2 separate regions of the Mus musculus genome follow, and region 2 is linked to region 1. Evidence: chromatin loops called from intact Hi-C (ENCODE). Cell type or tissue: heart. All regions are shown on one strand. Links, peaks and the distances in the headings refer to the core of each region. The heading gives the core; the rest is flanking DNA.

The links. A loop is a pair of places that touch in the nucleus more often than their neighbours do. Peaks named below come from ENCODE experiments on the same cell type or tissue, not always from the same donor. Only the 100,000 strongest peaks of a DNase experiment are listed, where the experiment ranks them.
Region 2: a loop joins it to region 1, with 2.8 times the contacts of the local background. A loop is called at or near these places in 1 of 42 quality-filtered maps.

The regions. Positions count from the first base shown.
Region 1 is chr3:144,620,087-144,636,223 of GRCm38, forward strand. It overlaps the pseudogene Rpl9-ps8. Among named protein-coding and RNA genes, the nearest start is that of Selenof, 58 kb to the left of the region's middle. In heart, for the core only: no CTCF peak of the experiment used is centred there; DNase peaks (open chromatin) are centred at 8,035 and 8,745; H3K27ac peaks cover 1,668 bases.
Region 2 is chr3:144,671,934-144,688,070 of GRCm38, forward strand. Sh3glb1 (SH3-domain GRB2-like B1 (endophilin)) reads right to left here. Exons shown (of 9, transcript NM_019464.3): 9 at 14,969-16,137. Among named protein-coding and RNA genes, the nearest start is that of Sh3glb1, 40 kb to the right of the region's middle. In heart, for the core only: no CTCF peak of the experiment used is centred there; a DNase peak (open chromatin) is centred at 7,938; H3K27ac peaks cover 138 bases.

The DNA of each region.
Region 1 (16,137 bases), core at 4,495-12,494:
GAAAGGCGCTCTCCCGAGCAGGTAAAGCCACTAGACAACTAACAAAGATCGTCCAGGGACCTCAGGAGTCCTTCTCAGATTTTGTGGCCAAAATAACAGAGGCAGGCTCTTGCAGCCTACAAAGTCTTATTGTCCACCCTGGAGTTGTAAATCAGGATTATAAAGGGGAACTTCAGGTTCTCTGTTCTTGTCCTCAAGTTGTCTTTTCTATATCACAAAGGGACAGAATAGCTCAACTAATAATTTTGCCAAGCCTACATGGCTGTTTTCCTTCCTCTGGTATTCCTTGAGCTGCCAGAGGGATTGGTTCTACTGAAAGTGATTCTGATTACTTAATAATGCCTTTAGATTGTTGTCAAATTTTATCTACTCATGCCAGGCCATTACAGGTCTGACAAATGGATGTCACGCATATTTCCTCCTTTGGGAGAAATCAATATTTACATGTTTCTATTGACACCTGCTCTGGTGTAATGTTTGCCACACCTTTAACAGGTGAAAAAGCCTCACATGTGATTCAACATTGTCTTGAGGCATGGAGTGCTTGGGGGAAACCCAAACTCCTTAAGACTGATAATAGACCAGCTTATACATCTCAAAAATTCCAGCAGTTCTGCCGTCAGATGGACGTGACCCACCTGACTGGACTTCCATACAACCCTCAAGGACAGGGTATTGTTGAGCGTGCGCATCGCACCCTCAAAGCCTATCTAATAAAACAGAAGAGGGGAATCGAGACTCTACCCCGAGTACCAAGAGTGTCTGTGTCTATGGCACTCTTTACACTCAATTTTTAAAATATTGATGCTCATGGCCATACTGCGGCTAAACGTCATTGTTCAGAGCCAGATAGGCCCAATGAGATGGTTAAATGGAAAAATGTCCTTAATAATAAATGGTATGGCCCGGATCCTATTTTGATAAGATCCAGGGGAGCTATTTGTGTTTTCCCACAGAATGATGACAACCCATTTTGGATACCAGAAAGACTCACCCGAAAAATCCAGACTGACCAAGGGAATACTGATGTCCCTCGTCTTGGTGATGTCCAGGGCGTCAATAATAAAGAGAGAGCAGCGTTGGGGGATAATGTCAACATTTCCACTCCCAATGCCGGTGATGTATAATGCTCAAATATTCCCCTGCTTTTTTACCACTAACTAGGAACTGGGTTTGGCCTTGATTCAGACAGCCTTGGCTCTGTCTAGACAGGTCCAGACGACTGACACTATTAACACTTTGTCAGCCTCAGTGACTACAGTCATAGATAAACAGGCCTCAGCTAATGTCATGATACAGGGTGGTCTCATGCTGGTTAATCAACTCATAGATCTTGTCCAGAAACAACTAGATGTATTATGGCAAATAGCTCAGCTGGGATGTGAACAAAAGTTTCCGGGATTGTGTGTTACTTCCATTCAGTATGAGAAATTTACTAGGACAGCTAATTTGTCAAAAAGTCTTTCTCAGTATATGTTACAGAATTGGACGGCTAAATTTGAACAGATCCTTCGGGAATTGAGACTTCAGGTCAACTCCACGCGCTTGGACCTGTCCCTGACCAAAGGATTACCCAATTGGATCTCCTCAGCATTTTCCTTCTTTAAAGAATGGGTGGGATTGATATTATTTGGAGATACACTTTGCTGTGGATTAGTGTTGCTTCTTTGGTTGGTCTGTAAGCTTAAGGCCCAAACTAGGAGAGACAAGGTGGTTATTGCCCAGGCGCTTACAGGACTAGAACATGGTGCTTCCCCTGATTTATGGTTATCTATGCTTAAGCAATAGATCGCTGGCCACTCAGCTCTTGCACACCACGAGGCTAGTCTCATTGCACGGGATAGAGTGAGTGTGCTTCAGCAGCCCGAGAGAGTTACACGGCTAAGCACTGCAGTAGAAGGGCTCTGCGGCATATATGAGCCTATTCTAGGGAGACATGTCATCTTTCAAGAAGGTTGAGTGTCCAAGTGTCCTTCTCTCCAGGTAAAACGACATGGGAGCAGGTCAGGGTTGCTCTGGGTAAAAGCCTGTGAGCCTAAGAGCTAATCCTGTACATGGCTCCTTTACCTGCACACTGGGGATTTGACCTCTATCTCCACTCTCATTAATATGGGTGGCCTATTGCTCTTATTAATAGAAAAGGGGGAACTGTGGGAAGCCGCCCCCATATTCGCCGTCACAAGATGGCGCTGACAGCTGTGTTCTAAGTGGTAAACAAATAATCTGCGCATGTGCCAAGGGTATTTCTCCACCCCATGTACTCTGCCTTCCCCGTGGCAACAACTCGGCCATGGGCTGCAGCCAATCAGGGAGTGATACGTCCTAGGCAAAGGATAACTCTCCTAAATAGGGACGGGGTTTCGCTTTCGTTTTTGGGTTTAAGTTTTACACTCTTGCTCCTAAAGATGTAAGCAATAAAGTTTTGCCGCAAAAGATTCTGGTTTGTTGTGTCTTTCCTGGCCGGTCGTGAGAACGCGTGTAAGACCTCACACCAATGAGCTATTGCTCCAGCCCGGAAGTTATTTATCATTTATAGTTCTACATGTGCATCAGGGGGTTTGTTTATGTATTTTGTGATGTAGAGACTGGAAAGTAAGACTGGTCTTCCAACGGATTCTGTGTCTGATATGGGCACTCTGCTCTATAGACAGCACTTTCTAGGTATCGCCTCATAAAACGGAAGAGTCAAGCAAGGAAGCCCTCCCAGTTTTCTTATAAAGGTACTAATTCTCTTCATGAGAGCAAAGGCCTTTAATTTTTTTCTTATTATTTTATGTGTATGTGTGCCTGAGTATATATATTAATACCACATGCTTACAACAACCCATGGAAGCTAGAGACGTCATAGGATATATTGGAACCAGAGTTACAGGTGGTTGTGAACCACCACGGGGGGGGGGTACTCAGAACCAAACCAGGGCCCTCTGCAAAGAGCTCCTAACCATTAGGCTATCTGGCTCACCTCTTGGTGCCACCACACTGAGGATTAGATTTCAACAGAACAACCACTCAGACCCTAGCAGTTACACCGGCAGAAAAACGAAGTATCTCTGAGCTTTGTGACAAGAGAGCTGCCACTGTATCTGGCAGCCTGCTTCCAGGCTGGCCTCATGGCTCCTGCGCTAACATGTTTTTTTCTTTTTTCTAATAGGTATAATTATTTGGCCCCAATTGCTAGCAGCAAATGTCAACACTCGTCTACTGCCTTCCTCCACTCCGAAACCCCCTCATACCATCGAGTCCTAATGCATGTGTGCTTTCTTCAAATGAAAGGCATGCTTTCAGGACCTGATGGAAAGGAACAGCTGGACCCTTTCAGAGGATCCATTAGGAAGTGATGGAGCGCTCGGTAGTGCAGCTGCTGCTAGGATGAAAGTGTTTGCTCAGCACAAAGGGCTCCAAGCACAAACCTCCACCAGCCTTCCCCTCCCTCCGAAACCCTGTCTGCAGAGTCACAGCGCTTCTAAGGGAAAGAGTCAAGGTGCCGCTTTTTGTTCTGCCTACTGGAGTCGTGGCACCTGGCTGGCCAAGCCTTCATAAGTAGCAGTGGCCAGAGCCTCTCTGCTTCTCACTAGATCCTGTGAAGAGGCCCAGAGTGATTGCTACAGGACCCAGCTTTCTTAACCAGGGACCTCCAGCTTCAGCCACGGCTATCCCTGTAGCTCCATGATGGGAAAGAGGTGTGGAATCTCAGAAGAGCTGTTTCTGACTCCTAGAAAAGGCACTGAACTGACTCCCTCTTTTGTATCCACCTCATCCTCAGCTGGTTTTTCTTTCCAACCCTCTGGAAATAATCTAGAACCATTTTAATGAAAATATCATTGCCCAGGAACCACCACCAAAGATTTAGATTCAAGTTTACGTGGTCAGGTGGTCCATTCAAAGGCATCCTGGTGAGCCCTCTGTGCAGCCAGAGCCCACCAGTCCATCCTCTGTGCAGCTGGAGCCCACCATCCCTACTCTCTATGAGTTCAGAGCCCACCATACCCTGGTTTCATCCAGGGTCACACCAGAAGCACCTATGGATCTTCTAAGATCTTATTGCCTGCGTACTGGACAGAGAAGAAACGTCGTCACCACCTGGAGTGTTGCCCAGGGGCTTTTAAAAAACAAAGCAAAACACTCTTCAGTTGATTTTAAATGGGCCACCAAAAGCCTGCTATGGTGGTGCTCTCCTGTAATTCCAGAGCTAGGAAGGCTGCAGCAAAAAGATCAGGAGTTTGAAGACTGATCTTAGCTAAATAGTAAGACCTTGTGTCAACCACCAAAAAGAATGATTAAATGGATGGATGGATGGATGGATGGATGGATGACTTGGTAACCCCACCCCCACCCCCCAGCCATGAACTATCACATTTTTAAAGCATCTTCCAGGTGATGCCTTTTAAACTTCTTATAGTGCTTTTTTTTTTTTTTTTTTTTTTTTTTGAGACAGGGTTTCTCTGTAGCCCTGGCTGTCCTGGAACTCACTTTGTAGACCAGGCTGGCCTCGAACTCAGAAATCCGACTGCCTCTGCTGGGATTAAAGGCATGTGCCACGCCTGGCTCTGACTTTCTTCTTTTTAATCATTCATGATTTACTGACCAAGACTTTTATAAAATACAATTAGTGTCACCAGGAAAACGTGATAACAAAGCAGACCTACAAAATACAAATGTAGATATTTTCATTATTAGATTCAAAGACACAAGATTGACATGAAAAGGTCCACTCCTTATCTCTATGTGCTGTGTAACAGTTTCCTCAAGAGCGAAACATTCCATCCTACAGGGAAACTCCTTAAGCAGAAAGGTAAACAACTCAAAATAGCTTCAGGAAGTCCCTGAAACTGACTAGATTCACCAGTCCCCTCCCTGGCAGAGTTAAGCTTTAAAAGCTAAGAGTCCTTCTCAGAGAAGCAAAGCTGCAAAGATTTAGACCAAACCAGTCGCCTGGAAGAAGCAGAAACCAGCTGAGATATCTGGAAAGGACACATTTCAACCTATTGAGCTGCCTGCAGACTGTACAGTGTGCTCCAGGTTTTCCCAGTTTTGAGCTGTCACCCATGCTGGGGTGGGCTTGGTGATGCAGCTATTTTTTGATTCATTTGTGCTCCTGTAAGTAACCCCAGTGAAATTCATTCGTTAACCAAGTAGGACTTTGGCACTTTGGTCTGTTGGGGCTGTCATGGGACTTTCTATCTAGGTGAATAGAAGTGTGTCGTGTTTCCCCAGGGGAGGATTTTTTACCAATATATAAATCCTATATTTTCCTCAAAGAGCTCAAATTGTACTTGTGATCAGGATCTTGTTTCTGGAGCCAGGAAACTGAGGTCTCACTCGTCAGCCTGCTGCATGGTCCCCTTCTCAGACATAGAGATGCCCTCCTTAAACTTTCTGATATTCTTGTTTTTAACTGTTGTAGCTTGCTGAATAAGAGCCCCTGAATCTGAAACAAGTTCAATATCATTTCCTTCAAGGATTAATTCATCCTTCTGAGCTTGACAGAACAAGCAACACCTGTCCTCATCCGAACCCTGCGGATGGATTTCTCACCCAAGAAATTTCGGCTTTCACCCAAGGACCCATTCTCCTGGATAACGACGTTGATGGAGAAGTGAGCATACACAGACCTCATCTTGTAACGGAAGCCCAGTGTAACAGCCTTGATCATGTTCTGAACATGACTGCAGATGGTTCTGACAGTGGCCAGTTCCTTTCTGTTACCACACCATTTGTCAACTCGGAGCCTTTTCTTTTTCTTTCCAGAAGACTCAGCTCTACATTGATGTGATTGAAGTCCCTCTGCAGAGTTCCCCTGAGGCTGTGTGCCCTTTCAGAGTGATGTCGACATCTTCTGGAATGTCGACAGTCTGATTTCAGAGAATGTTCTTCATTCTCACAGTAGATGGGGCAAAGAGAGAATGTCCTTTCCAGGGAAGGTTTTGTCACACAACACTGGCTTTGCTGTCAGTTTGTGAACGTATGTTGGTCTGTGGCCTCTTCTTAGAGTAACACTGTTCTGAGAAACACTTGTATAAGAAATATAAATATATGTGTGTGCTTCCGGTGTGATTGTGTGCAGTGTCAAATAGAATCAATAAATACAGAGGGATGAAGCCCCAGGTAGGTAAAGGTTTCCAGGCTATTAATGGCTATGATAGGTTCTGAAGCAACAAAAACTGCTTCGCTCCATTTAAGTCTCTACTTTCTAATCTTGTAAGGTGGAGAAGTCTTCCTCCCTTAGAATCCTATTGACCCTTCTATAATGGGTAATCTTACCAATTTATTCTCAGTCTCATGAAGCACTCGCCGACCAGAAAGACACATCTCTGCAGAGTGTCCCCTTGTTCTGTCCTTAGTACCCAGCACCGTATCTGGCACAGAGAAGAACAAAATGAATGAATGAATGAATGAATGAATGAATGAAACAATTACAATATGCCATTTCACACCGGAAACACATCAGCCTTAAACATTTATAGAGCTCTATTTATAGAGCTCTTGGGAGACATCCTAATATCTGGCAGAGTCCATCTCTCCCTCAGGCTTTCATTCCAAACTCCCTCTGCAACCTGATCACCAAGGTGTCTCACTTTCTCTTCCCAGAATTCTGACTCTGTACTCAGTTCCTTCAGCCTGTTACATCAGCTGGACCATCAGCCTGCTTTGTAGTCTGGGGATTTACTGGTTTTATGCTAACTGGACAAAAGCTAGAGTCCTCAGAGACAAAGGAGCCTCAATTGAGAAAATGCTTCCATAAGACCCAGCTATAAGGCATTTTCTTATTAGTGTCATGGGGCAGGGTCCAGCCCACTGTAGGTGGTACAGCCCCTGGGCTGGTGGTCTTGAATTCTGTAAGAAAGTGGGCTGAGCAAGCCATGAAGAGCAAGCCAGTAAGCAGCACCCCTTCATGGCTTCTGCATCAGCTCCTGCCTCCAGGATCCTACCCTGTTTGAATTCCTGTCTGACTTCTTTCGATAATGAACAGCAATGTGGAAGTGTAAGCTGAATGACGTTCTCCAAGTTGCCGTTTGACTGTGGTATTTTATTGCAGCAATAGAAATCCTAATAAAGGCAAGGGGTTCATTTCTTCTTTTAAGCTTTGAAAGGCTTTTGAAACAAGGTGAGCCTCCCGGGTGCCTTCACAGGAGAACACCATTGCGTGTGGGTGGCTCATGCTCGCTAGAATCTGCTTCCCCAATTCTTAGAACCCTTCACATCACAAGGATCGCCTGGCGTGGGTAGGTCTCTGTTTTCCATCAATAGGCTCCCCTGTTAGCTCTCAAACCTGGGACAAATGGCTGCGGTGTCTACTTAAACCATCAAGGCAGACCTGTCCACCAGGTTCCCCCAGCATCCCCTGGTTCCTACCTGTTACAGAATATGGCTGGCACACCCCAACGCTACCCTAAACTACTCGAGCTCAGGGGCTGGTCTGCCCTTTCCCCAGTGGCTCTTCCCTGTATAATCAGCCATTCTGATGACCTAGCCCCTTTGACTTTACCCTTTACCCTTCTGGCCTCTCCCTCTTCCTTCTTCTCCCCTTCCTTTCTCCTCTCCCTTCTCCCTCTCCTTCTTCCCCTCTCCCCTCTCTCTTCTATTCCCCTCTCCCCTCTATTCCTCTCTGACCCCTCCCCTCTCTCCTCTCCTCCCTTCTCTCTTCCCTCTGTTCCCCAGTCCCCTCTCCCCTGGTGGCTAGGCACAGGGTCATGTCTTCTCTGGCCTCCCCCAAATGTGTCTGCCTCTGGCCATGCTCTTCCTTTTATCTATAATAAACCTTCTCCTCCACCATACCTAGGAGCAGTCTTGTCCTTTCTTTATCTTTTCTTTTTTCATTCATCCCCTTTTTTTCCTGAAAGGAGTTTGGGTGCTATCACCAAGTGACTGCCCTTCCTCACACAACTTCCATCCAGGCGGACCCGCCCAGGGAAGAGGCAAAGCTTTGGAAACATTTGCGGTTACAATTTTGCTGGGCTGGTTCCTCTGCCCCTCTCCTTCACAGCCCTGTGTGGTACACTGGCTTCCTTGCAGCATGAATTCTGGCGAACTTTAGCTAGCAGCACACCAGCAGGAAATATGTGGTCAGGAGGAGAGAGGAGCTGAAACTTATTCCAACACCCAGTCTGCTATCTGCACAGCCTGCCTAGCTGCCTACCACCCTGTCTGTGTTTATCTTTGAGAACAGGACGCCTGGAGGGCAGACGTTGCTCTTCATGATCTCAAGGTGAAACCACCCGTATCCAAAATGGCCACTCAAATGATTTCTAGAAGACCACAGTCTTCATCATTCTCCAATTTCATGCTAAGTGACATGCCACCAGCCACCATTGCAGGAAACCCCAGACCATGAAAGTGTTCTGGGAAAGCCCTGCTTATTTCAGGAAGACTATAAATGTTCCTCCCCTTCACTGGCCTGCCCTTCCCCCATTCCTCTTTACCTCCTTCTGTCCCGAGAAGCCGACTTGTGAGCTACTTCTCAAGACGAGGCTCCCACTTCTTTCTTCAGCCACTAACAAATCTGTGTTATTGTTACCCAGGCTCAGTTTTGTGCTTTGGTTTTTGACAGACACAAAGGGGGAAAATGAGTTGAGAAGGTTTCTCTCTTAAGAGAAGACCCTCAGAATTGTTGTCTTGCTTCTTCTCACCATGCTGGCATTTGGGGTTTTGCCTGACTTCCTCTGCTAGCACAGTTCCTGTGGTCTGGCTTCTCTTCCCGGACTCCAGCCACTACTGAGTTTGGGTGACATCACTCCCTGCCCTTGACCGTCACAGGCAGGAGTGGTGGTTGACAGTGGCTTGCAGTCACAAGTTATTGATGCCTCCCCGTCTGTTGATGGCTCCCTTAGCTCTGTCAGCATGCTATGGTTTGAAGCATGGATGTTTCCCCAAAGCCCATATCCTGAAGGTTTGATAGTCTGTGATGCTGAGACAGAGCTTTGAAGAGGCTAGTACTTAGTTGGAGGAAGTTAGGTTATGGGGTGTGTCCTTAAGTATAGTATGGGAACCCTAACTACTTCCTGTCCTCCTCTGATTCCTGGTTGCCAAAAGGTGAGTAGCTTTGCACTCACGGTCATTCTTTGTCATGGTGACCTGCTTTTCCTCAGGCTCCACGACGGAAGCCTCTGGCCTTGTGAGCCAAAATAGTCTTTCTTCTTTATGAGCTGGGGTCTCACAGAGACAGGAGCTTAATTCCCTACCCCTCAGTAAGCGATCTGCTGATCAAGCCCTTTCAAGTTCATTCTTGGAACAGAGCGCATCACCTGTCTTGCTGGGATCCTGCCTTGTACCCAGTCTTTTCACATGGCAAAAGTTGAGCAATAGCTCCTGGATGATCTCAGGGTTCCTTTTAGTCTATGTCACTACCTCCCTCAAGAATCCAAATATCGGACACATCATCATCACCGTCACCATCACCATCATCACCATCATCACCATCACCTATCATTTGATGCTTTCATACAGGCACACATCATGGAATGCTGGCTTGTGCTCTATCAATTTGATCTCTGTTAACCCTTACAGCAAGCTTGTGAGGGAACCCTGCTATTCAGGGTTTTTTTATTATCCTGGTTTTCAAAACAACAACAACAAAAAAATCAGGGGTAGAAATGTAGCTGGACCATTAAGAGCACTTGCTGATGACCCAAGCTTAGTTTCCAGAACCCACAATGAACTCCTCACAATGCCCTACGACTCCATCTCCAGGGGCTCTAGAGCCCTCTTCTGGCCCCTGAGGGTACACACACACAAGAGGCATAGGCATACAAATACAGAGGCACACACACACACACACACACACACACACACACACACACACACACTTAAGTTTAAAAATTGAAATCTTTAAAAGTAATGAAAGACTTGCCAGGCATGGTAGCACACACCTATGATCCCGGCAGTCAGGAGGGAGAGGCAGGAGGACCGTAAGTTCTCAAGGCTAGCCTAGACTATACAGTGAGACCACAGAGCAAAACAAATGAATAAACACACACACACACACACACACACACACACACACACACTCACCTTAGAAAGAATCTAGCAGAAGAAATTTAGCAAGTAAGTGTGCACACTATCTCACTATTTGTCTCCCAAGTACTTTTGAAAAATACGACTGTTACTCAAAAGTTCAATAAAAGTTTTTACATTAAAAAAAAAAAAATAGGATTCTAATAGGTAGCCTAGAAGGGCCTTGGATTCACAGTGTGATCCAGGATGGATGTGAGCATCTGATTCTCCTGCCTCAGTCCCCTGAGTTCTGAGATTATAGATCTGTGCTGCTATGCACAGTGTTTAGGGCTCTGGTTGGATCCCTGTCACTGAACAGAACGGGACCATCTCAGTGAGGGCAAAGCCAGAATAAACACAGCCTAGCACAATAACAGGGAGAAAGGGCTCTCGTCTCCAGTAATGAGAGTATGAGAGTGATTCCCAAGGCAGCGTCCTTCCAGAACAAAAGAAACCTCGCGGTTTCACTCTGGGAGCCTGTGTGTATTCGTGAGGGAAAGTTCCTTATGGGTCGGACTACTACTGAGCATGCTCAGTTAAGGAGTCCTGCTGGCTGTTCAGGGCAGAGTTAAAATATACATCTATTTACACTGGCATCTCTGGGTGATAGAAATGAGATCACAGACCTTCAGACACAGAAAGACCAGATTTCTCTCTCTTGTTACTCTCTGTTTGTTCCTAGTTAGCCCCAAAGTGATGAATTCTTTTATTAGTTCTCCAATAAATGTCAGAAACAAGCACTCTATTTCTTCTGAGCTTCCTTGTGTGTGTGTGTGTGTTTTTTTTTTTTTTTTACAAATTAAATATTTTGCTCTTTTTCATTAAAAAGAGTTGTGGACAGTCTTAAAAGAGAAAAAGTATTTCAGGAATAAAAATGACCTTTAACCCCACTGCCCACGTGTAAGTGTCAGTTGCGTTCTGATGTACGATGTAGTTGTTACTAGATTCAGAGATTGTGATACGGACAGATCTAGTCTACAGTGCCCAAGGGAACATAAACACAGTCACCCAAACACCCTCTAGAACTCCACGAGACCTTCAGGGCCCTCTATGATATAAGGTTCTTAAGGAAGTTTTAAGCATTCGAAACCATGATGCAAAAGGCACTAAAAACTAGACCATATTTTAATAGCATCCGTCATAGGATATAGATAGATCATAATTTGCAGAACATTCCCCTAAAACTGCTCAGGGCCTGATTTCAGAGATGGCCAGGAGGGAAAAGGAAAAGCTGACAATGGAGTGAATCTCAAACACTCCCCCGTGAACCGCCCCAGGCTTGAACTTGAACTTGGGACAGGTGGATGCCAGCCTGCCAGCTCTCTGATTGGCCTTCACATCATCTTCCATCCTGTACCACCTCCATTTCTGTTTCCTCAAACACTTGACTAAATTCATCTTCGTGATGAATAAGCATTCGATCAAAAGAAACAATGACTCCTAATGAACGCCTGTGGCACCTTGCTCCTCCCCCCTGAGTTCAGGACTGTGGTTGAACCCTCGATGGTTTCCTGTTGAAAGACCCCGGCGGGAATCCCACCTCAGGAAGGCGCGCACACCCAGTAGGACGCTGAGACCGATCTCGCTGTAAGTACACGAGGCTTTAATGGCACACAAACACACAAACAACAAAGGAGCGCTCAAGCCAGCATGCTGGGGTGAAACTCATGCACCGCACAGGGGGCAGAGGAGTTCGACCCCTGCCCAAACTTCTTACAGGCTTATAAAGGCAAAAACCACAAACCAAAAGGGGGGAGCCGAAAGAATTTGCGGGGTTAAACATGGTTGGCTTATTTAAATGTGTGTGTGGGGGGGTGTGATTACAAATTAACAGGGCAGTATGTGCCGGCTAAGGTGTAGGGAGGCACAAGGGCTTGGACTTCTCGAGGTCAGCAGGACACCTGGTCAATGTATGATTTATGGTGGGCTATAGGGAGGCGCCACCCGGAGGTGCCATCCTGCCAGATGGCCATTTGGTCCGTCCTAATAGCCCTGGCTAGTTCCTGCACTCTCTTTTTTATCTTTTATGGCCGGACATTCTTAGCTACAGGGTGGGTTTGGCTGTGCCTGGACCCGCCTGGGTCTATTCTTCAGCCCTGAATTCTTAGATACCACAATGCTATAAGACCCAAAATTATAAGTTTTTGCTCTTCACTGTGAAACATGAATGTTTGGAGGTGGTTTCTTCTGTTTTTGTTTTTCTGTTCTGTATGAGATGAAATATATTTTTCTGGAATGAATTTCTTGACATCATTGGTATTTGTTCAGGGTAAGCTTAGCTACAAACCGAGAAGATAGATACTGGCCGGGTTTGCTCTCCGTGCTTAGGATCATCACCATGGCCAACAGCAATCTGAGGGAGAAGGGCTTTATTTCAGCTTACAGGTTACAGTTCATCATCGAGGGATGCTAGGACAGGAACCCAAAGTGGGAATCTGGAGGCAGGAACTGAACCAGAGACCACAGAGGAGTGCTGCTTATTAGCTTCCTCTGGCTTGCTCAGCCTGCTTCCTCACAGCCCAGGCCCACCCACCCAGGATTGGTACACCCCTCCCCCACACCCACGGTGGGTCCAGCTCTCCTACATTAAGTTGCAATCAAAAAACAAACATGTCTGCATGCACCAGACATGCCCTGATCTGATGTAGGCCACCCCGTAACTACAATTCCCTCTTCCCAGGCTGGTCTAGGTTTGTGACAAATTGGAAAACAAAAAACAAACAACAATAAAAACAGCACAGACACTGGGTTAGACCGTTTTCTAGGCTGACTTTATCACCTGCCCTACCACCCAGCATGCATTGCTGTCAGTCTGTTTCACTGGAGCTCTGAGATTCAAAAGCAGGAACCTCAGAGGGAGTGGTCTTGGAAAACAGTGATTATGCACAGGGAGAAGCCCTTGGTGCTTGTGGGGGGTAGTGCACACTACATGGATAGAAAGAAGAGAGAGGAGGAGGAGGAGGAGGAAGAGGAGGAGGAAAAGGAGGAGCAGGAGGAAGAGGAGGAAGAGGGAGAGGAGGAGGAAGAGGAGGAGGAGGAGGAGGAGCAGGAGGAGCAGGAGCAGGAGCAGGAGGAGGAGGAGGAGGGAGAGGAGGAGGAAGAGGAGGAGGAGGAGGAGGAGGAAGAGAAGGAGGAAGAGGAGGGAGAGGAGGAGGAGGGAGAGAAGGAGGAGGAGGAGAAAGAAGAAATACGAAGCCATTGTCCTGGTTAAACAGCTTTGTCTCGTACTAACCACAGAGCCATAAGGCTCTCACTACAAGGCTTTCCAAACACCTAGTCCTGAGGTTTAAAATGTTCCCCAGACTTATTCCAGTGAAGAGCATTTCACTTGTACAAGTCTAGTTTCTAGATCTTTCCTTTTCTGAAGTGATGGTTTCCCTTTTGTCATTTCAGATTTAGCAGTTCCCCCTGCTCATAACTGCGTAGATATTATAAAGCTTTAATTTGTTTTTTTTCAATACTGGCTTCCTTTTAATTGTTCACATCAGAGATAATATTTCTTTAATATTCATAAAACAATTCTGAACCATCAGAAGAAGAAAAAAAAAGCCTCAGCTGGGTATGGTGGCCCACACCTTTAATTTCAGTGCTCAGGAGGTAGAGGAGACAGATCTCTCTGAGTTCAAGGCCAGCCTGATCTACAGAGAGACTTACAGGACAGCCAAGGCTACACAGAGAAACCCTGTATCAAACAAACAAACAAACAAACCAAAAAAGCCTCTTTAAAATGATTAACTTCCTGCCTGTTCCTTGAGTAAGTGCATTTTCTATTGGTCATCAATGTCACAAAGCTCTTTGCACAAGGCTTAATATTCAGAAAAGTCCTGTTGTAGTTTTGTATGGGACAAATGTTTTCTTCAGGATCTGATCTTCAGCATGCGGTCGGCCAGCCTTTTGTGTCTGGTAAATTCTCTTTGATCATTGGCTTTTGTTACCTGCCACTCTGATGGGGCTGGTCACTGCCGCTTGTGCTGTGGTAGCAAGCAGGGCTTGGGAGCCATGGCTTTGGAGCAGATTGCCTCAGGTCTGTTTGTCAGGGTGCTCTCTATCCAGTTCAGTTGAGTGACCTTGAGCAAGACAACACTCCTGAGCCTCTGGATCCTCTTCCACTAAAGGGAACAATGACAACTACCTCAGGGACAGACATTAACTGAAAGCCACAGGTGTGACCCATGGGAACTACTTTTTTTTTTTTTTTTGAGGTTGTAAAAGTTTATTATATGAGAAATCCAAGGCAAGTAAGGTTGATTGTACATTGTTTTCTTTTTTTAATTTTAAATATTTTTTTTATTACATATTTTCCTCAATTACATTTCCAATGCTATCCCAAAAGTCCTCCATACCCTCCCCCCCACTCCCCTACCCACCCATTCCCACTTTTTGGCCCTGGCGTTCCCCTGTACTGGGGCATATAAAGTTTGCGTGTCCAATGGGCCTCTCTTTCCAGTGATGGCCGACTAGGCCATCTTTTGATACATATGCAGCTAGAGTCAAGAGCTCCGGGGTACTGGTTAGTTCATAATGTTGTTCCACCTATAGGGTTGCAGATCCCTTTAGCTCCTTGGGTACTTTCTCTAGCTCCACCATTGGGAGCCCTATGCTCCATCCAATAGCTGACTGTGTGCATCCACTTCTGTGTTTGCTAGGCCCTGGCCTAGTCTCACAAGAGACAGCTATATCAGGGTCCTTTCAGCAAACGCTTGCTAGTGTATGCAATGGTGTGGGAACTACTTCTTAAATTGTACCTTTACACACATGCACACACATGCACACACTTTCTTTATATGACTTGAGAGCCATTTCTATTACTGGATCAACTGAGAAAGTGAAGATTGGAGATGTGACTTGCCAAGATGTATTATCGTTATCTGTGGGTCAGACTAGAGTAGGCTGGTGTTAATAGGCGTATAAGAGCTTGTCAAGTTGAGTTGATAAGGAAATGAGTTACAAGATATTATTAAACAGTGTTGTAGACTGTGCACTTACAGAGGAATCACCATGAATGAGATTAGTCCCTTTGTGAGAAGAGACATTATGCTTCCATATAATAATGGCACTTTTATACCAACACTTGAGAAACTGAAGCTGAAGGGCTGTGAGTTCAAGGCCAGCCATTCTCAAAAAGTAATAATAATGACGGTAATAATGAGACATGACAGTTTCTGTCACCTACCTCTTGTGTGAAGCTATAACAAATCCTGTGTACAAAACAGTGGTGGGCTCTACAGTGTTTATGACAGTCCCGGGACCTGCAGCCTTTCAAACCCTGACAGGTGAATGTTTGCTGGTTAGGCCACTCGTCTATGCTCCAACACTGCAGCCTAACATTTGGCCAACACTGTGAACAGTGTTCCTCAGCATCTATTCACACTCAGCTAATGACAAACCGGGTCTCAGCCAGCCATGGTAAATGAGAAGCTAACTGTTTCTCCTCCCTTGAGCAAGCAGGAGAGAGGAGCCCTGAGCCGAAACCTGCTGGGAAAACATGTGGGCACTCGCTCTGAGATTCTGGGGGAACACAGAAACTTTCTTTATCTGGGATGAGAGTAAGTCTCTCCCTCACAGACATGGGAGTGGAAGGCCCCAGCTATGACTAGTCCATAGAATGCTCAGGAATCTTAGCACCCTTGAGGAGAGTGACTTTATGAGAAGAAATGAAGAGAAAGGAGAGGTAGCCCGGTGGCCCTGATGCTAAAGGCGCTAGGGCAGAAGTGGAGACTCAGCGCCCTGGAACAGTGACTGAAGGTGCTTGGTGAAGCCAACAAAGTGACATTGTGCTATTAGGAAAACTCAGAAACTGGAAACCTACCCAACTTTCCACTCGAACTTAGGTGCTAGAACTTTCTGAAGAACATGTTTCCTGAAGAAACAAACTATTCAGGTTGTGAATTCAAAAGCCGAATTGTCACCAAAGCCCAGTTCCCATTGAAAGGCCAAGGCGCAGAGCACTGTCTGCGTGGAGCATAGGGCTTAGAGAAGGAGCATTATGGAAGCCCATTCTGGGGGACAGGGGTCTGAGGAGCCCTAATATTTAACCTTCCTGGGGTTTTCTGAGCAGCCAGAAACAATGAAAAATTAGTTTGGAAGATTTAGTTTGACTCAGGGTTTCAGAGGGATTTCATCTGGCAGCAGGCAGAGTTTGTGGTG
Region 2 (16,137 bases), core at 3,670-11,669, 51 kb after region 1:
AACATTTACTTTCGTCCCCACGGCTTCTGTGAACAAATTTCTAACAGTTTGTGCTTATTAAGTAGGTAAATCCAAATAACTTAATAGTAGTAATTTGTGCACAATCTGACAGATGCCTCTGTGTTTCCCTTGGAATTTTAAAAATATTCCAAAGTACTCCTGTGGGTTTTCTATCGAGGGCTTAGCATATGCTTGGTCTCGAGGGCTTGAGGCGTAGACAGTGCTATTACGATACAAATGGTCCTTAACAGGGTAACTTATCATCAGCCCTGAATGCCAGATGCATCCATCTGGTTTGCTGGAGAGTGGGCTAAGCCTAAGGAGACGGAAATTTGTGAGATTACGTTTTGGAGGGAAATGAGGTGAAGGGTAGTTTTAGGCCAGGGGTGATCGTGGTCATGAGGGAAAACGGCTGCATTCTGGGAGGAGAAGGAGGAAGGCATTGGGTCCTGCTGAAGCCCTCACAACCCCAGAAAGTGAAGGGACAAGGACAGTGGCACAGCAGTTACTAGGTTACCTGTTTCCTCATGTCTGAAGCTGGCACTGTGTTCAAAACCAAGTGTGAGGGACCGCACTGGAGGGCTTGCTCAAGCTTCTGGGTCGAGCATGCCTATGTTCTTGAAATTCTAAGGATGTTCATCCTGGCCCTAGTCTTTGCCCTAACTGTTTTGCTTTCTCCATGAGTCTGCAGGACAGACCACTTTTGCATCTCACTCGTTCTGTGAGTAAAACTTGTCCAGGTTCCATCTTGAGCCTAGAGTGCAGATGTTACAGACATGTGAATAACAATCTCTGTTTTATGAGCTCGGTGTCTTACCATCTATCCGGGAGACCTTCATCTCTCTCTCTCTCTCTCTCTCTCTCTCTCTCTCTCTCTCTCTCTCTCTCTCTCTCTCTCGGTGTGTGTGGGAGTCATATTCAGATTCATCATGTCTATTATGAGAATTCCTTCCCCTAGGAGACATAGACAGTACCTACTCCTCCTCTTTATGAGCTCCCAACAACAAACCAAAGCGCACGTCTACCGATGCTCGAATTGCCATTAACCTGCCTTCTGCACCTGCACCTGCCAGTAATTTTGCATGACTAAGAAGACATGTTTGGGATTTTGTTACCTCACCAATACATTCATCTCTTAGTTAAATTTCTCCCAAAGCAGCATTCATGACAGGGCTGTGCGGAGGGATAGCGTTCTTTGTAAGGTGACCTGAAGCTCGTGTGAAGGGACAGGGAGAAGGAAGAATATAATCGATGGGGCCACCTCTTTGGACTCCCTGCTTTAGACGATGGTGCCACCGAGTCTTTCATGATGGTACCGGAGCAGTCCATCCCTAGGGCATTTGTCCAGTGGCTCCCATGTACTGTAGACTAAGATTATCCCTGGAGATTTTAGCCACTCCCTTTTCCTGGATGACCCTGTGTGTTGTAGACATTTTTAAATCCCAGTTTGGGGTTTCTACACCACCTTTGACCATTTAGTTCCAGGATAAAAGACACACATATTAGGCTTATATTTACAACAAGCCTTAATCAGCACTAGAGCTGGGCAGATATCTACCTTCTATGCTACTAGAATCTACTTTCCTATCGATAGCCCTGAATTATTCCTTACTAGGTTTCATCTATGCTGCTTTGAACTTCAGGGCCATGTTTTTATGGCTCACCTAACCCATGGCAGCTTCTCCTCCCTCTCCCACCTTCTTCCCCATTCTCCTTTCCCCAAGCCTGGGAAAGCTAAACCCTACCTATATCTCTTCTGTCCAACTATTGCCTGTTGCCATCTTTATTTAACAGTCAGAAGTAATTTGGGGGCAGGGTCACTTGGGTCTATGTGCAGACTCTAGGTCTTGCCACCAGCAACCTGCCCTCGTACGCTTCCCCCACTTAGTGTTATAATAGACAGCAAGACCAAGCCTCAACAGGATTGTAGGATCTGTGGACTGACTGCAGTTCTGCAGAAAGTCACCAGATAAAAGAGCAAGGAGTGCACGCTTGAAACTCCTTAATGGCTGTAGCTGTAGTTAGGAGGAGGGGTTCAGGCCAAGAAGGACCTGAGCCAAGCCTGTGAGAAACACAGGTGACTCTGAGACTTCTCTTGTGATGAGGTGAGATACTGAGGTACATCTCCATCACTTGCCATGCCCAAATTTGTGCAGCAATATCACATAGCCTTGAGGCTATTAGGTACAGAGATGCATCTGGCTGCTAGTCCTAGCTTCTCCCGTTACCACCAGTCTCCAGCCTCATCACAGACATCTAAGCCAAAAATACCCAGCCCAACTCTTCCCAAGTTCTTAATAAACAAAAACTTTGAGAGCAAATTGTTAAGATACTAAATTTTGTCCTACTTTGCTTTGAAGATAATATGCCTGTCTCTCAGGTCAAGCCTACCCATAGACACCGTCATTGCATTCTTCTGACACTGGGTAGTGGGTGCAAGTCTACCATTGTTGATGCAAATCTCCCCCAGGCCATCAGGGTAGTAATCATCCACTCATACACCAGGGGGAGATTTATTAACTCTCATTCCAAACGTGTGTGCTAAATGTCTGCTACACAGAAAGGACTACGCTAGAGTTAAGCAAAGCTTCCATTATAGTCATGGATCTCAGGGAATACTGAATAATGGGAGAGACAAACAAGACATACAATCAAACTCTGATGAAAAAGAGCTGGGTGCATTTAGAAAAAAATGAGAAAAAAAAAGTAGGCATACGTTTGACAGGAGCACAGTCAGGGCAGGACCCCCTAAGACAGCGACATGCAGGCTCCCACTTGAAGACCGGAAAACCACTGGCATTGGGAAGACGGTCACGTAAGAAGCTGCTTTAGTGGGGCCTTGAAGCCAGAAAGAACTTTCTAGGTGGAATAATCTTGTTCAGCCTTGCTCTGAGCAGTGGATGCAATCCGGGTCTGTTCTGTTTTTCACCTTGTTTGGACTGGCGTTACCAGGGCCAGGTCTTCTCTTCGTTTTGTCAGAAGCCTCAAAGGCATAGCTTAATGGCACCAACACACTACAAACCCCTGCTCATCAGTCTGTTGCTGTGGTTTAGGTATGGGCTATGTAGCTCGCAGTCCTAAATGGGATTTTTTTTTTTAAATCAAACCCCTCCCACTAAGGCTCAGGGATCTACGTGGAAGAGGAGATGGATTCTTAGAGTCAGAGGTGGTGGATAAATCCAAGGAAACAGTGCCTTGCAGATTCAGTGGGACTGAGTCACACATGAACTCACAGAGACTGTGGCAGCAGGCACAGGACCTCACAGGTTCAAGTCAGACAGAGTCCCAGAGCAAGGAAGGAGAAGTGAACACCAGGTCCCACTCCTAATCAAGAGGCTATTTGCAGTTTATACCTACCGAGGGAGGGAAAGTTAAATTTCTCCAATGGAATGACACTGGGTATTCTGGCCACATTCCAGAGCAGGCTCCATGCTCAAGAGTAGTTGGCCAACAAACATCAAATAGACTTGATGTTTTGTGTGTTTTTTTGTTTTTGTTTTTGTTTTGTTTTTGTTATTTTCTGTCTTTTGCTTTTTAGCTTTTAGTTTAGTTCTGATTTATTCTGAGAAAGAGAGAAAGAACGTGGTGTTGGGAGGGTAGAGGGATGAGAGGCCCCTGGCCCTCATTGTAAGGTATGCGGTGAAAGCAAGCCTAATGCATTTAACATTTCATGTACAAAGAAGGTTGCATGGACAAGCCCACACCCACCAGGCAGAGAACACTCTTCTGATACAGACAAGGGAGGGGTACACATGTTCCCTCTGGGAGAAATCTAGTATGTCAGCTGGCTTCAGGATATCCTCAGCTATTGTAACTGCTACCAAGTGCCCCCATTTATCAGTCGGTTGCCTTTCTCTGTTGTACCTGACTGGGTGTTCCCCCACACGTCCATCTGGGTTGGTCCCTTCAGCTACTCTTCAGCTATGCCTGCCAGTCCTCGCCAATGCTGTCTTCCCATGCTTCTCCACTTTTGTCTGACTAATTGCACCGCACTTAGCTGTCTCTGCTGCTTGTACTCAGCTGTGGCAAGACAATTTGATGAAAACGTAGGGATTTGGAAAAAAAAATTCTGTAGAGGGAAAGAAAATCATTTAGGCTAATTAAAACACTAAAGAATAATTGGATTGGAGCAGAATCATAAAACTCACTTACCTTATTGGGATATCATGAAACCTAGCTAGTCGGTATTCATGGTTTGAGCAACAAAAGAAAAATTGTTATTGATTTACATATAATCTGTCTGTTGTATCTTCTAAAAGCCTCTGTAGCTTCTATATATCAGGGGAGGATGACACCAAATGTCTATTCCTCTTGGATCTATTTAAAAAAAAAACAATCAAAGAGAAACATCAGTGGTGCATAGACAGCAGCGCTTCTCTTGGCTGTGGGTGGAGAAGAGGGGTCTGGCTCTGCAGCTAGACATCATGAAGGACTGTCGTCTAGTTTGTAAAGCACCATCGCGTCCACAGAGCACGGCCCATTAGGTTTTTGATGAGAACTTTGGAAAGGCATCTGTCTTAGTTCCTCTGGTTTGTTTTGGTTTCGTCCTAGGCCCTCTCCCCAGCCCCATGAGAGATGGTCTCACTGTAAATTGTGGCCCGCTCTCAGTTTTACTCACTCGGAGCCTGTGTTTTCCTTAGGCAATCTTCTTCCCTCCATTTCGCAACTTCTGAGCCTAAACTTCTCAGTTTACCAAAGCAGAAACAAGAGCAGGGGCTGAGTCCCTTTGATTTGTCTCTCATTGGTGATGCCCGCAAAAGGGTTGCTGAGAAGGGGCCTGGAATTGCTGTCTTCATTAGTGGAGGTGAAGAACCAACCTGCCTCCATCTTAGGCTTAAAAGCCACCTTATAGGAAAGACAAACTAGGTTCATTCCTGTTTATGATCAAACCTATTTCTCCAGGACTGGGCTATTGCCTCCCCCCACCCCTCCCCCCCGCCCTCAGCTTCAACTGCAAATGGTTCTGTCCTTTCTGTTCCAGGAATGACGATCATGCCTTTGCTTCATTATTTATAACCATCTTGCAAACCTACCTTTGTTTCAAAGGTTCTAAGACCCTCCTATGCCTAGCTTGCTGTGACTCCCTTGTGGTCACTTTGTTTTGACCACCTGTTACGTTCTGCTCCTGTAACCTGGCTTATTATCCCCTATTTGGGACCCCCCCTCTACCCCTGAGCTCTATAAAAGCCTGGTCTCTGTCACATCCAAGGCTGACCTTTCCAACCCCACCTTAGGGGGAGGCAGCTCATGTATACAAATAAAAAAGCTCCATTTAAAGAATTTGGCCATGATGATTTGGGGTGGTGGTCTTTTTCCTCCCATCTTTGGGATTAACAGAAGCAAGGGGACATTCTACCTCCAAGTTCAGAAGCAAAAATAGTTTCTTCCCTCCAACTTGCTATGGTCATGCCAGCTGAGAGGGGTTTTCTTGTGGTTTGTGTGTGTGTGTGTGTGTGTGTGTGTGTGTGTGTACACATGTGTGTGTAAGGACAATCACATGCTCAAGGGGAGGGTACCAGACAGAACAAAGTGCCTCAGACATCTATCTCATTTCATTGCCACAAGTGGTCTGGAAGAGGGAATTTGCATAGTCCCTGTTTATCCAGGAGTCCTGCCAGCGGAGCAGGAGAAGCCTCAAGAAGGAAGCTTGCTCTCTAGTGGAAGAAGTCCCATCATTCCTTGCGGCAATTCCCCAATTGACCCTTCTTGTGCACTGACCGCTTCCTCTTCCGAAGCTCACGTGAAGAGCATCACCCTCTTCACTCTCTGAAGGGAACAGCGGGGTAGTCAAGCTAGAAGATGTTTAGACAGCAGCACACTGATATGGCTATCTAGAATGGACTAAGATGACAGATGCTAGGCACCTTGGGATTATAGGTGAGTGTAAAATGATTGACATCTTGTGTCTGGAGGACCCAGCAGTAAACAGTGACATGATCTGTTACACACCCATTCCTGCTAACATGCTGCCTCTGTGTGATTCCGTATAAATGTGTCCTTGAGGTCACTTTTTGCCTTTGCTAGTCTGTGTAGGGCTGGCTGCATGTCTGCCTATGTGCCAGCCAGCAGGCGTGTGTCTAGGTGGCTGCCAGCATCTGCCTGCCTAGCAGTCCGTGTGCTGTGAACGAAGAATGTCTTACCTGCCCACCTGTATTCCTTACAACCTCCTGGGGTCCCGTGATCTGCCTTCCTTCACGATGTGGGCTCTTGGACCCCACTCGACCTTAGTGGAGCTCCACCCGTTTGCCCGTGGGTTGTCAGATGCACTGCCATGGCTGTAGACCTCCCTTCGTGGCCACTCCCACTGCTCCTTTAACTACCAACACTGCACCCACCCTAACTTTAACCTTAATTCCTACAAACTTGAGCTCACCAATGTCCAGAGAGCTGCCCTAAGGAGAGCTTGCTAAGACTCAAGGATGCACGGGGACTAAGGGACAAAAACGTCCTTGAGAGGAAAGAAAGAGAAGCAGTGGCATAGAAGGGTGACTTAATAAGAAGTTGGAAGGGCTCAACAGCAGAACTGACTTCAGCAGAGAACACCTAGAAAAGAAGACAGTAGAAGGTACGATCAGGCAAGAGGAAAATCTAGCCAACTGTGGTCAGATGTGCAAATAGCTTACCGTTTCTGCTTCATCTACATAACACTTAGCACAGAACTCATTCAATTACTAAATTTGAGCTGGACAGACTTTGTAGGTTCAAATTTTTTTTTAAAGTTTAATCCTCATTTTTGTGTGTGTGTGTGTGTGTGTGTGCGTGTGCGCACGCGTGCGTGTGGTGTGTATGGAGTCATGTACAGGCCATGTGTGCATGAGTGCCCCACACTGCACCTGTAGAGACTAGAGGACAACTTTCAGGTCTTGATTCTCATCCTTCCCAGGTAACTGATCTCAGATCATCAGTCCTGCCTGGCAAGTGCTTCTGCCCGGTGAGCCATCACACTGGTTGGTTTATTTTGTTGGAATAGCAAAGTCCTCCTAGCCCAGCAATGCTGTACTACAGAGTTTGTTGAACTCAGAGAAATCATCTGCTCACTAATTCCACGCTGGAAAGACCATTGATGATATCTGGATCAGAGAACATCTACCTACAAATGATCGTACATTCTAATGCAAATGCTTTTCATTTTATTGATTTATTTGGAGTGTGTGTATGTGTGTATGTCTGCTTATGGGCACGTGTGTGTAAGTGTGTAGAGACCAGAAGACGGCCTCTAGTGTCCCATCTATCATACTCTGTCTTGTTCCACTGAGACAGGGTCTTTCACTGAACCTGGAGATAACTAATGGCCAGTGAGTGCCAGAATCCTCCTGTCTCCGTCCTCCCACAGTGCTAGAGTTACAGACACAAGTTACCACACCCAGCTTTGTGTGTAGGCTCTGGGGATTTTAACTTGGGTCCTCCTCCTTGCTCAGCAGAAGTCATCTGAGCCGATTGAGTCACCTCCCTGATTTCCAGAGACGTTCAAAGTTTTGTAGGGTTTGTTTTGCTTTGCTTTTTAGGGCAAGGCACATGACTATTAATTTATAACCCTAGTCCCCAAAAGCTCTTTAAAAGCTTTCTTTAGTGTTGTAGGGAACAAATAATACTAACCCAGGAACTCCCCAAACTCTTGCCAGACCTGCGTCCACACTAGGAAGCCAACAGGCTGACATTAGCTTTTGTCGTCAGTAGCTTTATTTGCCCACAAGAACCACAGGAAGGGTCGGCGTGTCTGTCCAGGACTTCCTTTGTCTCTCTTCCCTACCCCTTTCCCCAAAAGGCTCCTTGGCAGAAACCTTGCAAGGTTAGAGAAAGGAAATTCTGATAGCCACAGTGACTGAAGCATGGAGGGCAGAGTGGTGCTGTGCTGCAAGTGAGTTCCACCCACATCCCCTTGGCCCCCATGGGAGTATCCCTCTTCTCTGTGCTCGACGGAAGGAGAAATGAAGGCTCTAACTTACACAGCCTGGGAGAGCCTGGGCTCTGGCCAGAGACTCCCCATTCCCAAGGCCTTGCTCCCGGTGGACCATTAGATCAGTCTGTGAGGTTTAGAATGGACAGGGCCAGTGACTAATCCCTTCGGCAGCCCCCACAGGGCAACTGAACAGACAAGGCACGCAGGCACTAACACCCGCGCCGCCTGCTGTCTGAGGTCCAGGGTGCTTCTCCAAGAAGCCAGCTCCCTTTCCCCTTGTTCCTTACCTTACCTTGTATTTGTTCCCTCTGGGACCTGCCACAGTTAAGCGGGACCGCTCCTAGCTGAACCTTCAGTATAGGAACTGGAAACTCTCCTCTCTACTATGCCTAGCCCAGCTTAGCAGCTCGGGCAGGGTCTCTTGAGAGAAGATTTCTTAAAACACAGAGCACATTCATAAACTCCAAATGCTGGTGAGGCGCCCAGGTGCATGCACCAAAATCTTCTGAATCTATATATAATGTGCCTAAAAATTGATAGTGCAGCCAATCAAGAACCGCAAGGCATTCTGGGAGCCCCTTCGATTTCTCTGAACCCATTCCCACTCCTCACATCTATGCAGTGACGATATAGCAGGGAATTCTTATTCAGCTTGGGGCTTGGACAGTTTCATCCCTGTACATCTCATTCTGATTCCTGTCACCCCCACTTCTATTTATCTCCCTCTTCACCCTGTCTCCCGCCCTCTACAAATCCCTTTCTCACATTCACGTCTTTTTGAGTCATTTTGTGACACTGTGGGTTTAACCAGGGCAATCTGTGTGAACATGGGTTTAGAGCTCTCTATTAAGAGTCTGGCGAGTTTGGATAGATGGTATTTTAGGAACACTTAACCAACTCTTGACAGCACGCCACACATGCCGCCATATTTAAACTGGCAGCTATAGGCAGCCAGTACACTATGAGGCTCAAGCAGCTGAGGCAAAGGGCTAGAGACACAGCTCCATTGGTAAAGTGCTTGCCTTGCAAGACCCGCAGCCAGTACACTATGAGGCTCAAGCAGCTGAGGCAAAGGGCTAGAGACACAGCTCCATTGGTAAAGTGCTTGCCTTGCAAGACCCGAGCCCAATTCCCTAAAACTCCATGGGGGGGTAAAAAAAACCAACAAAACACACAGACAAAACCAAAACCAGGTGTGGTGTTAATGTACATTTGTAACCCCAAAGCTGGGGAAGCAGAAGCAAGTCCTATGGCTAAGTTACCAGCAAGCCTAGCTACTTGTAAGTCCCTGTATCAAATAAGTGGGCAGTTCCTACCGAATGACACACCCAACATTGTCCTCTTGTCCCGGTGAGCACTTGCATACATATGCACACACAGGAAAAATAAAATAAAAAGGAGGCATACAGAAGTCAATTGACTTTTTATAGTCCCACAGATGAGAAGAGTCAGAAGCAGAAACAGAGCTCAAGCATTCTGTATCCCAAGCCAGTCTGACGAACAACCTCTCTGGGACTGGGGGAGCTTTACTTACTAGGAGAGTTGGGAAGAAGACCTGAGACTGGGCGGGGGCTCTGCTGTGTAGTCAACTCTCAGAGCACATAGGTGGGAATCCCTCAAACACAGATGTATTGAGGGGTTAAAGTTAGGGTGGGCGTAGTTTTGGTAGTTAAAGGAACAGTAGGAGTGGTCATGAAGGGAGGTCTACAGCCATGGCAGTATATCTGATAACCTATGGGAAAACGAGAGGTGCTAGCATCCAGAGGAGAGGGAGGGATGGGAGGAACGGCTCAGGACACTGCAAGCATCAGGAGACTCAGGAGAGCTGAGCAGAGAGGCTCTTTATTAGCTTCAGGCTCTCATCTAAGCCAGTACAACAGTCTCCAGCCTACAGCACGGTACAAGGATGTGGTGAGATAACATGTGTGGAGCACTCCAGCAGTGGCTGGCACCTGGTTCATGCCATGGGACACAACTACTTTCTTTTAAATGACATACTCCTATCCTACTAAACAGGGCGGTGGAGTGCTCTACCGAATACTGAATGAACAAACAGAGCTCTCCCAACAAACACAATCCCAGTAAAATCACATAGACTTGGAGAGGCAGAGAGAACACTTTTCTATTCAGGTTGACTGTTGGAATGGACCCCTTTTCTGTCTTTTGGGAATACTGCTTGCTCATCAAGTTACTCATTAGTGACTGGTATAGAGAACTGAGGAAAATGCCAGGAAAAGGGTATAACACTTCAGTTTATGGCTGGAAGTAGTTTGTGTTTTTCCAGGGAAGCAGTTTGAAAGGAGAGACAGAAAGAAAGCCTTATTTCCGCAGGCTTAGTTAAACAGAACGTTCTTCAAGTATGAAAGGACATTCCAGCACTAAGCATACCCTTAGCCCTTCATTGGCTTGTGGACTAATGATATGAACTCTGAAGCCCAGCTACACGATAATTGGTTCTTCATGCCTTGACAGCTACGCCGAGTCACAGCATCCTAACGAGGAAAGACCAGACACTTGACCTTGAAGTGCTGCTGGGCACTGGATGATTAGACCCGATACCATTGAGATATCTTACTTAAGGAGATCATATGGGTGACAACACATTTAGTGGTCCTGAAGTGAGAGCCAGATGTCTGACAAAGTTTCACATTAGCTATCCCCAAGTTTAATAGGCCCAGAGTGAGAAGGGGGTGTGGTGGGCCAGTGGTTGGCTTCGTGGAGGACGGTAGATGAATAGACCAACAGGGGAAGGGGATACTCATAGAGAAGAGAACTGACTTGGTTAAAATGTCTGTAAGATAGCAGTTATGTCTGAGTACATTCATATGTTGGCTTGTAATAGTCCTGTGGTTTATGGTATTTAGTCGAATATAGGGGATAGTCTAGAATATTGAATTTATAGTCATGTTTACATGCTAGGGGAAGATATCCATGACCTTCTGATTCTAGGGGCTGTATTTTAAAGAACCTCTGACTTAAACCGACATTGATTGCTCTTTCAGATGTGGCAGTTAATGAGGCCAGCAGGTCCCCTGTTGGCTCAGTGGGCTGTAGGTATTTTTAGTTTAGTTCATAGTTAGGGGCAACACATTTTCTGCTTCATAAACAGTTTCTAGGCCATCAGTATAGAAAATAAAGAGATATTGGCCATGTTTTATGGGCATATAGAAAAAATGTTTTGAAACCCTGACTAAGGCTGGGGCTCTCAAGCCACCAAGGTGGCTCAGTGGGAAAAGATGCCTGGTAGCAACCTGACAACCCGAGTGCCATCCCCAGGAGCCACCTGGTAGGACAGAATTGACTCCTACAAGTTGTCCTCTTACATCCACATGCATGTGTCATGGCATACATATTTCTTCATGTGTGCACACATGCAATTAAGTGTAAAGAGAGAGACTGGGCTGCTGAGCTGGAAACAAGACCTGGCTCTGCTGCCTTCTCTCAGAATGGCTCACGACTCTCTTATCTGCAAAGCAGGGGCAGACATGCCTTTCTGTTGGGCTCAAGGAAGATAGTGTTCATTAACTGTAGGCCAAATGTTAGGAGTACCGTGTGTTATCAGTATTTTCGAAGGGAATCCTGAAGGCCCTGAATCCACAGGATGCCGTGCCACTGTTCATAAAGGCTCATTAGAACCACTACCAAGTCAGCATGGTGTGTGTCCAGTTCCTCTGAGGGGAGGGCTGGGTCCGGGTCCGTCCTGGTTGAGAGGGATTCCCAAATGTCTCCTGGTTACTTATCAGCCCAAACATTCTGACCGAGCAGCTTTGTAATTTAACATATAAGCAAACTCACCCCACCCAACAGCCACCACTAGAATTGTGCATACTGTTCCGGTGAGTAAGTGTGGTTTAGTTTATTATTAAAACTTGAAAAACTTGGGCTTTTCTCAAGTCTGTTGGGATACAAGAGCGTGAAAGACGTTCGTGATCTGATTTCTAACATTTTCCTTTTATCAGCGAGGAATCCTAGGGCCTATGAGCTTACGTGAATAATTTGCCGTATGAACCACATATTTAAGTTCTGCGGGACTTGCTGTCTAGTGCTCTCTAAAAGAATGGGTTATGAGAAAGTGTTCTAAACTCACCATTATTTTAGAATCCTGCATGTAACTCGTTTATATCCAAACACCCTGTGTTGAAGGTAAATTCATTTAGTTTTCCAGGGTTCCATTATGAAATGAACTTTGTTAGGAAGGTTCATGGGGTACAGTTAGTCCTGTTATGCACGTATAATGAGATTTCTTTAGAACATACCATGCCATTATGTGTGCTTTGAGCAATTCCAAGCTAACCTGATCATGTTTCCGAGCTATGATTTAGCATTTTGAAGCTCAAACTCTCCCACTTGGTTTTTCCCCGTGTAGAAGCAGATCTGGACTGTTTTCTGAGCAAAGTCTCACCCCTCTTCTAATAGTTCTCTTTTTAGGAAGTGAGATGATTTTTATAGACAGATCTCTGTGGTGTTTTGAATAGGACTGGCCCTTGCAGGCTCATATATTTGAACACTTGCTCATGAGGGAGTGGTACTAAGTAACAGGAATTAGGAGGCATGGCCTTGTTGGAGTAGGTGTGGCCTTGTTGGAGGAAGTTTGTTACTGGGGCTGGGCTTTGGGGATTCAGATGCTCAAGCCAGGCCCAGTGTTTCTTTTCCTACTGCCTGCCAATCTCGATGTAGAATTCTCAGCTACCTCTCCAGCACCATGTCTACCTGTGTGCTGCCATGCTTAGCCAGAACAAAAATGGACTAAACTTCTGAATGTAAGCTAGCTCCAATGAAATGTTTTCCTTCACAAGAGCTGCCTTGGTCATGGTGCATCTTCACAGCAATAGAACACTAAGATCATCTCAATTACTTTTTTTTCTAAATATTGCCATTATATCTATGGTGAAAGTATTGGGATGTGTGCTTCATATGCTCATCAGAAATCTTAACCTCAAACTTTTGGCTGTCAAATTGGCAGTTATGAAAGGGACATAAGAAATTTCCCTGTGAATGGTCCATTTCAGTACTTTAGAAATGCTAATGGTGTTACTTAGAAATGAGTAACTATTTATGATGTGCAGGTTGTGTGAATTCTTTTAATTTGCACAACGGTGGCCCACCAGGTTCTACACACATCATCTTCCCTGAGGGTTTGTAAAGCCCATGCTGCTGTACTCCACCTCTGGATTTCCTGATTCTGCGGGGATCAGAGAGTTTGGATTTCTAAGACATTCTCCAGTGGTGCACTGCTGGCCAGGGAGCTGTTTCAGAACTACCGCATGCTTCACACCAGGGAGGCCGGGCCGTCAGTCTGCATATTACTTGTGAAAACAAACAAACAAACAGGAATTAAGGTCATATAATTTGCCTCAGACATAGGTGGTAATAATGATAGGTTTAAAAAAATTTCTTGACTCTATAGTCTATATAGTATTCCAAAGTCTATAGTCTTACTTTCTGTGCGGAGAGGTTTTAGCACCAACCTATTCTGTCTAGACAGAATAGCAGTAGTGCTATGTTGTAGCAATAGCAGTTGGGATGGATCCTAGTAATAAGGCTGGTCTCTATGACTCCCAGTGTTGGGTTCCAAATATATTAAAAAGTGGATGTTGTGATATGTTCCTAATCAAAGCCAGAGTGCAGGGGAGAATAATATACTCCCAAGAGAAACTCCCTTATGCGGATAGAAATGGACAAGGGCAGTGTCATTCCAAAGGATGTGGGACAAAGGGAACCCTGATGACATGGCTGCAGCGTCCACTTAGGACATTTATCTTTTTATTGATGTTTACTTTTGGTTTTAATTACATTTCTCCTCTCCCTTTCCTTCTTCCAAACTTCCCATAACCCCTTCCTGCTTTTCTTCATTCATATCTTTTTTAATCAACTGTTGATGCAGTGTATACATATATATATATGTGTGTGTGTGTACATTGGTATACACACACACACACACACACACCTATATATCCCCAAGTATAACATGTTATAGAGTGTCACTTGTATGTTTTCAGGGCTGACCATTAGTGTGCTCCTTCCTCAGGCCCACCTCTCCCTGCCCCTGCTTTATTTAGTTGCTTCTAGTTCTTTGTCTAGGGTTGAGGCCTCGTGGGCTTTCCCCAGTTTGGCATGTCTGTCATACTGGTGACCATATGGGCGGTCATATTGGTGAGACTTTACGACACAGCTTCTGATGTTACTATGAGGCACAGTCTCACAGCAAATTTCCCGATCCTCTGGCTCTTACAATCTTTCTGCCTCTTCATCTGCAAGGTTCCCCGCGCCTTAGGAGTGGGAGTGTCTCATAGATGTATCATGGCATTTTTCTTTCCTAGCCATGCTGATGAAGGTGCTCTCCTGGGAGAATTAGGTTTGTGTGTGTAAAATTTAAGAGCTTCTGTACTTTGTGGGAGCCCTTGGTGCTCGGGCCTCCCTTAGTCTTAGGCAGTAATGAGCAGGCAGTGCGGGTGTGGGTGTGGGTGGTATGCAGCAGGTATGAAGGGATAGGTTAGGGCTCAGTAGGTAGTGTGCGGGCCAGGGCTCTGTCACTGTGAGATTGCTAAGGCAGACGACTCTGATTAGTGTGTGTTCTTGTATGGGAGAAAGAATGAAGGAGGTGTCACAATGACTGTGTGGAGCTTGGAGGACTTTACATTTTGTTCTTGGCAGCTGCATATGGTAGGTTAACGGGTACATGAGGACACCAACTCAGGTCCTCAGGCTTGCAGACATTTCACCAGCCCCTCTGTTACTCTTTCATCAGCTAGAGAAAGAATGCTACTAGGTAATTGAGGAAAGAGTCTGAGTGCTGGGAAGTAACTCCATTTCCGTCAACAACATCCACTACCACCAGCTTCCACACCCACTTCTGTACAATGCCAGGAGGGTCAGCTCTACCAACTTTCAGCCCACTCCTCAGCTTCACTGCCAGTGGCCAGAGAAACTTGAGGTCATCAGGGAAGGACTGACATGGATGGTGCAGCGTCCCCACTAGCAGGTGGAGGGGAGGACTGCTCATCTGTGGACCCAGGCACATGTAAGCCATGTAGCACTTGAGGAAAGAGTTAGGAACACAAAGAGCTAGCAGCACAGTGCTCTTCAAAGCAGTTTATTAGTGAAAAACTGGAAACCTAAAAATTCAACAGTAGTTTAACAAAATGTGGCACATATGAGGAAATATCATGCATCCATTAAAAAAGATGTAGACACACATGACACAGCAAGATAGGCATGGGACTGTTGAGTGAAAAAGTTACAAAACAGCATGTACAATTTGATCCCGTTAAAAAAATCTGTAAGTGTGCAGAGAGCCTGGAGGCCACCTCAGTCATAGCACTTCTCTGATAGTGGAACTGTAGGCCATGTTTTATTTTTAACCTCTAAAATTTTTCTTTTTGTCAGCATATTATGACTTGTATTAATAAAAAAGCATTAACAATTCTTAAAAAGTCTACTGTCGTAGGAGTTAGATTACAGCTTAGGGACTGAGGTACAGAGGTGTGCATACATTAGTCTAATACTGCTTCACTGGTTTCTCAGGGTGTCTTGAAGCTAAACCCCAGTTCAAAGGCACTGTATGGAAGTATGGTGGTTAGAGCTCACTTTCTTTAGAGCTGTGATTCTCAGCCTGTGTAACGCTGTGGCCCTCTAATACAGTTCCTCATGTTATGGTGACCCCAACCGTAACATTCTTTTCCCTGTTACTTCATAACTGTCATTTCGCTCCTGTTACAAATCATAATGTAAATACATATCTGTGTTTTCCGATGACCTTAGCCGAGCCCTGTGAAAGGGTCATACGACACAGGTGAGAACACTGCTGTAGAGGTAGGTCCACATTCCCAGACTCCTGTCACCCAGGCCCTGCTCTTCTACGCAGTCCTCTCCTCACTGACACTGACTGTATCCTTCTACCTTCGGACCCACTTCTTAGACGGGTCTGAAAGGACCTCAACCAGTGAGGGTGGCGGTAAGGCTAACAGAGGCAAGGGGAAATGTTCAAGTGTTGTCAATCGTTGGTGCCTGAGGGTGAATGGCCACTTCTGTCGGCCCTGCGGTGGTTCTTACAACTGACTACCGCAGGGCCATGCAAATGGCTTCCTGGACAACTGTGGGGCCCTGCTTCCAGAATTTGGCTCAGTAGGTTTTGTGGGGGAAGACACAGGTATTAGCATTTTTTTCCCTTTTACCCAACAAGTATTTATTGAGCATATAAGAGCCAAGCTGTGTGCTAAGAGTGATTTATGATTAAC